Regions from separate parts of the Homo sapiens genome. Here region 2 is linked to region 1. Evidence: chromatin contacts called from ENCODE Hi-C or POLR2A ChIA-PET data. All regions are on one chromosome and are shown on one strand. The core of a region is the stretch at or near the end of the contact, and the rest is flanking DNA. Distances in the headings are between cores, read along the strand shown.

Evidence for each region. Hi-C counts contacts between places; a loop is a spot of excess contacts on that map. ChIA-PET counts read pairs that join two places held with the same protein, here RNA polymerase II (POLR2A). Pooled maps may share reads with other maps.
Region 2: a loop to region 1 is called in a pooled map, with 2.8 times the contacts of the local background. The contact joins two enhancer-like sites. A Hi-C loop is called at or near these places in 2 of 50 pooled maps. POLR2A ChIA-PET finds 5 or more read pairs at or near these places in 2 of 52 experiments (BJ and endothelial cell of umbilical vein).

What each region holds. Positions count from the first base shown.
Region 1 is chr1:158,148,386-158,151,176 of GRCh38, reverse strand. All of the region lies in intron 1 of LOC105371460 (a long non-coding RNA gene), which reads right to left. Among named protein-coding and RNA genes, the nearest start is that of LINC01704, 9.1 kb to the right of the region's middle. Within about 2 kb of position 1,401, at least 22 of the 41 ENCODE cell types and tissues checked have a DNase peak (open chromatin) inside an H3K27ac peak, as active enhancers do.
Region 2 is chr1:158,202,567-158,205,357 of GRCh38, reverse strand. No RefSeq gene overlaps it. Among named protein-coding and RNA genes, the nearest start is that of CD1D, 23 kb to the right of the region's middle. Within about 2 kb of position 1,442, at least 2 of the 41 ENCODE cell types and tissues checked have a DNase peak (open chromatin) inside an H3K27ac peak, as active enhancers do.

The sequences.
Region 1 (2,791 bases), core at 152-2,651:
AAAGAGATAATAAGCAGATTCTGGAAGTTCTTTGAAAATACAACCATGGTGTTTTTGAGAGCTAGACTAAAATATGACTTTAACATGATATACAAAAGAAATAGCTTGGGTCAGAACAAAGGGAAGGGGGCCTTAAGAATGGGAAGTGGAGTGTATAACAGAGAAAGATGTGAAGAAGCAAAATACTTTGGAATTAGCTGGGGTAGGTATGGGAAGGAGCAGAAGCACACACAGAAAGGTAAAAGATAAATCGATGTCATTCTGCAATGTTGCTCACCTGTATATCTGTGTTCTCTACAACTGAACTCTCAGCATCTAAGATTCTAACTAATGCATCCCCACCACAGAGCTCACAGACCTCTGCACACAGCCAGCACTAAAGAGTTTTTGAGGGCACAAGAAGTTTTACTCTCTCTTCCCCCTCTTTCACCATATATCTCCCTGACGACTTCTTCAAACCTAATACATCAGTTTCCTCTCTTTTTCCAATTTGTTTCACTTCCCACTCTCTGACCTAGAAGTCAACCCAGGGTTAGGTCCTCTGTTAAATGACAGGCTGTGGAGGCCAGAGACAAAATGGCAGGTCTGAGAGTTCCTATCTAAGGCCACCAGACTTCAAAGAAGCAAAGAGGCTACAGAGAGGTAGAACATAGAGGTGGAACCAGAAGAGACAAGGATCGGAAGAGAAGCAGAAATAAGTGAAATGAAGTAGGATGGTTCCGATCTGCTCGTGCCTAAAAACATTTACTGTGGGATCCTTTTCTTAGGGTCCTTGGCGTGACTCCTGGGGCAAGGGCAGAGTGTTAGAGGAGCCCTGTCTAGGACAAAAACAAGAAAAGGTACTCACGAGGGAGAGAAGGATGAAGATTCCAGGAACTGCGTGTGAGAAAGAGGACAGAAACAGAGTATTTAAGACTAGTCGGAGCTAGTATGAAATAATAAAGGGAATCTGTAGGTATTATAGAGGGAAGCCAAAGATGTGGGAGGAACTGAGCGTTAACGAAGGCAAGGCAGAAAGTGACCCTAGAAATGCTGTCGGGTTTCCAGTCCCTGCTCACACTTCATTCAATGTCTCATCCAAAAGAGAAACAGCAGAATTAAGCCACACCCACGTAGCTAGTCCACACTCGATTCCCCCGTGCAAGCAACTTTTTCTCAAATGATTTTCTCAAAAATCTTCGTGACTCAACTAGTCGCGAAGATTTCCTCTTAAAAGAACAAACTGCTACCACCCTGCAAAAACTACAACACCCATAGTGCCCCGCGCACAGCCCGAGTGACCCATTCTCTTCCGATTCCCACCAGCTAACGGTCTTAGCCAATTTCCTCGGCCGGGAAATGATTTGGAGCACATGCGCACTTCCCCTCCTTGTCCTGGGCTGGCCTCCAACTTGGAACGCCGGCGAACCGCCTGACCTCTTCCGGCGGCCTCAGCCTGGGACGCATGCGCACATCGAGGCTCCCCGACATCAGGCGCGGGTCTTTAATTACATATTTTGCTATGCTCCAGGCTATGCATTTGGAACAGTGCTTTCCTTTTTATCTTTATTTTGTTTCTTTTGCTTAACTTCGGGATGCAGCAATGAAGTGTTATTAAAAGAGCCCTAAAGCTGAGAGTGAAATTTGGACTCTGTAACAAACCAGCTGTGGGGTCTTAAGCAAGTCACTTAAACGTGGGGACCTCGGCCTCCAAACCAGATGACACTCGAGGCACAGCCTGCCTCCTATCGCTGCTGGAAAGACTGTGGAAATGGTACTGTTGGTGCCCATAGACCTCCAGACCCCCATGGGACAGCAGCTGGGCATTCCTCCACCATTGAATGAAGTGTGAGCAGGGACTGGAAACCGGACAGCAATTCTAGGGCCAGTTGGAAGGAGAGGTAGGGAAAGAGAAGCTTCCTTCGCCTTTCCCTCGAGCCCACGTCTCATCAGTAAGCAATTCCTGACAGTTCTCCACCTACATATCTTCCCACTTTTCTCCATCCACACTGCCATTTCTCTATCTCCACTGCCATACCATTTTCTCTTGCTTAAATGATTTCCCTGTTTCTAGTCCCTACCCTACCGGCTGTGGGATCATTCTAAGATGCAAATTTGATCATTAAAATATTTCATGGCTTCTCTTGGCCCACAGAATAAAGTCCGAACACCTTAACAAGGCTGTCATTGCCTGACTTCTTCCTAGTCTTCCAGACTTCCTTCTCTCCCTCTGTGTTCCAGTCATCTTCAGAAACTATCAGTTTAACAAACCAGGCTGCCTCTTACTTCAAAGACTTTTTGCATGTAGAAACAACTTAATGAACATTCTGAACTCTGCTGAACATATTCTCAATGAGGTTTTAACCAGTGCCTTCAACCATACTCTCAGTTCTTCCAGCCCTGACGGATTCTGTAGTTTTCTGTTTACTTAATTATTAGAAGTCCAGTCTAATGCAGTCCACTTAAAATCTTACATCTCATTTCAAGTTTTGCAGTGAGATTTGCAAAACTTCCTTCCTTCCCCTCAGCACCAGCCAGACTTGAGCAGTGGAGCTTGGTTTGGGGAAGTGGTGTATTCTGTCCTTTAATAGAAGTCTGCCTTTCCCAAAAATACTTATTGTGTTGGGACCCTGAGGAAAAATCAGGGAGGGCTGGGAAGTGAGGGCCAAAAGTCATTTTGCCTAACTGGGCATTTAATTGCAATTGTCTGTTGGTTCTCTCCACCTCTCAGTTGAAGGCTGATTGGTCACGAATACCTTCCATTTGGAAGGTACCCAAATGCTAGTTCTTAATAGGCACATGGGTTAGTTCC
Region 2 (2,791 bases), core at 193-2,692, 54 kb before region 1:
AAACTGGTGTAACCATTATGAAAAACTGTTCTCCAGTATCTATTAAATGTAAGCAATATTTCTAACCTATCACCAAGCAATTTTATTTCTATGTTTATTCACAAAAGACATGAGTGTTTATGTTCACAAAAAGACGTGTACAAAAGTATTTAAAGCAACATTATTAAAAATAGCTAAAATCTGGAAACAATTCAAATGACTACCCCAAGTACAATGGATAAATTGTGGTACATTTTACACAATGGAATACTACACCACAATGAAAAAGAGTGAACTACTGCTACATGCCACAACATGGATAAATCTCACAGAAATAATGTTGAATGAAAGAAAGCAAGCTGGGGCAACATGGTGAAACCCCATCTCTACAAAAAATACAAAAATTAGCCAGGTATGGTGGCACCCACCTGTAATCCCAGCTACTCGGGAGGTTGAGGCTAAAGTGAGCCAAGATCACACCACTGCACAGAGCGAGACCCTGTCTCAAAAAAAAAGAAAAGAAAAAAGAAATTACGAAGGCAAACAAAAAATAGTACTGGCCAAGATTCCAGTAATGTGAAGTTCAAAAATAGAACTAATAGATTATTAGTTCTCTTTTAAAGAGCGTTGAATGGGAAAAGGAGCCATGAAGGAGAGTTCTGGGTGCTGAAAATGTTCTTTATCAGGGTAGTAGGTTATGCTTGGGTTTCTTACAGGAAGCCGACTCTAAAACAGGAAAGGAGAGAAAGCCAAAGTAAACTATATTAACGTGGGGAGCTTTATAAATGACTTTACTTTGGGGCATGTTATCAGATACTAAGGCTAATATATTGGAAAGAATAAAACAAGAAAGGAGAGAAAGTCAATAGAGTGGTACTATCAAGCTGGTCGCCACTATGGAAAACTGGATCTGACCTCGCCGGAATCCTCTGATGAGCAATGAAGATCTTGCCTCAGAATTGTCCACCTGAGGGGTATGAAAGGAACACAAAGCCCTGACTCCCATCCCCTAATAGTCACGGATTGCCCATTGGGTCTTAATTCCCCCACACTTTCAGTTTTGAGCATTCATAAATGCTAAGTAGCTTCTCACAGGTGTCCCAACCACATTGTGAATAAAGACTTAGTGCAAAAAAGCAGCGGATATGCAGTGAGCTGAGCTGAGGTTCTGTAACCAAGAGCCTCACCAAGGGCTGGAGGAAAACAAATGGGCTGAGGTGTAAGGCACGGTACAAGAGATGTCTGCTACTGCTATGTTTTAAGGTCAAATGAAGAATATATAGACACAACATAAAAAATCAAATTTTTTTCCATAGGAAAACTTCAATATTCCACAGCCTGTTCAATAACTGTTTAACTTTCAGTGCCACCTAGTGGTGACATTCACAAGCATCATGTTACAGCTCTTTAACGGTTTCAAGGGAAAATCCTCATAATATTGTATGTGGTTCAACGTCACTCCATTATGAGTTGAAAATCCCGTGCCTGATGTAGAACACTCACCTGCAGTAACAGCTGTTCATCTGTTGGGACCCTTATCTTAACTCACCACTTTCAGAAGAGCAGACAAACTCAATTTGGTACTTGTAAGTAAACTATATTGATGTGGGGAGCTTTGTAGATAAGACCTCACTGTATATGGAGAATTTTAGCTGCCTCTGGGCTACTTCCCCCGTATTTTATCTCAAAGTTACCGTCATTGTTAAATGAGATCTCCATATTGCATCTGTAATCTAAAAATCCTAATTTCTCTAGCCTCCTGGAGTCAGTGTTTACTTAAATCTCCAAATTAAAGTATACCAAATGAATTCCATTAAGCCAAGTTAATTATTATAAAACCAAAGTTAAATAATGTTTTTCTCATTTTATCTTTGTTGTATTAAAAGTATATTCATTAGCATCAAGTCTTTTTCATATGAAAAAAATATTCATGGTGAAAAAAAACTAATTGGTGAATCAAATATGAATTTCACCTATACAAAGGGTTTGCATTTGTGAGTTTTCTTTTGTACCCATTATTTCTTAAAAATTCAATTTTTCTAGATTTCCAAATTGATTTCAATGTTTCTATATGACATTTTATCCATTATAATCCATTATAAATCATAGTTTGTGTTGGTTTTGCTGCTATTCATATTTATTTAAAGTTTTAGATAGAGCAAAGGTAGCTTGTTAACACATTAATGCATTTCTAATCAAATTTCCATGATTGTCCTTTGTCCTGAATTGGATTACCATATTGCTAATTTGGTTCTCTTACCAACTTTGCAAATTGTATACTATTTATGCAGGCTAGGGACTGAGTAAAAAGCATAGAATGGAATTAAATGTTCTTTGTTGTATAGACAATGATTATGTCACCTACAAATAAATGTAGTAGACTTATTATTTTCCAGTTTATGACTTTAACTTCTTGCCTTTGCCTAATTAATTCTTAACTAATGAGACTGGGACATCCAGTACAGTGCTGAATAGATATGCAGAGCACAGACATTCTTGCCTTGTTCCCAACATAAGAAAAGTGTACAATATCACCATTAAGTGTTATGTTAGCTATAACTTTTTGTTGTTGCTTTTTGTCAAATTGAGGAAATTCCTTTTTATTTCTAATTTACTAGTAGCTTTTTGTCATAAACAGATGTTGAATGTTTCGAAACTTCTGTTTATCCATTCAAATAAACACATGATTATTTTTCTATAATTCTCTACATTCTCCTATATTTTGAATATAGGAATTATATAGGAACAAAATATAGGAGAATATAGGAATAAAGTATCGGCAAATTATTGAGATTAATTACACTTTAATTTT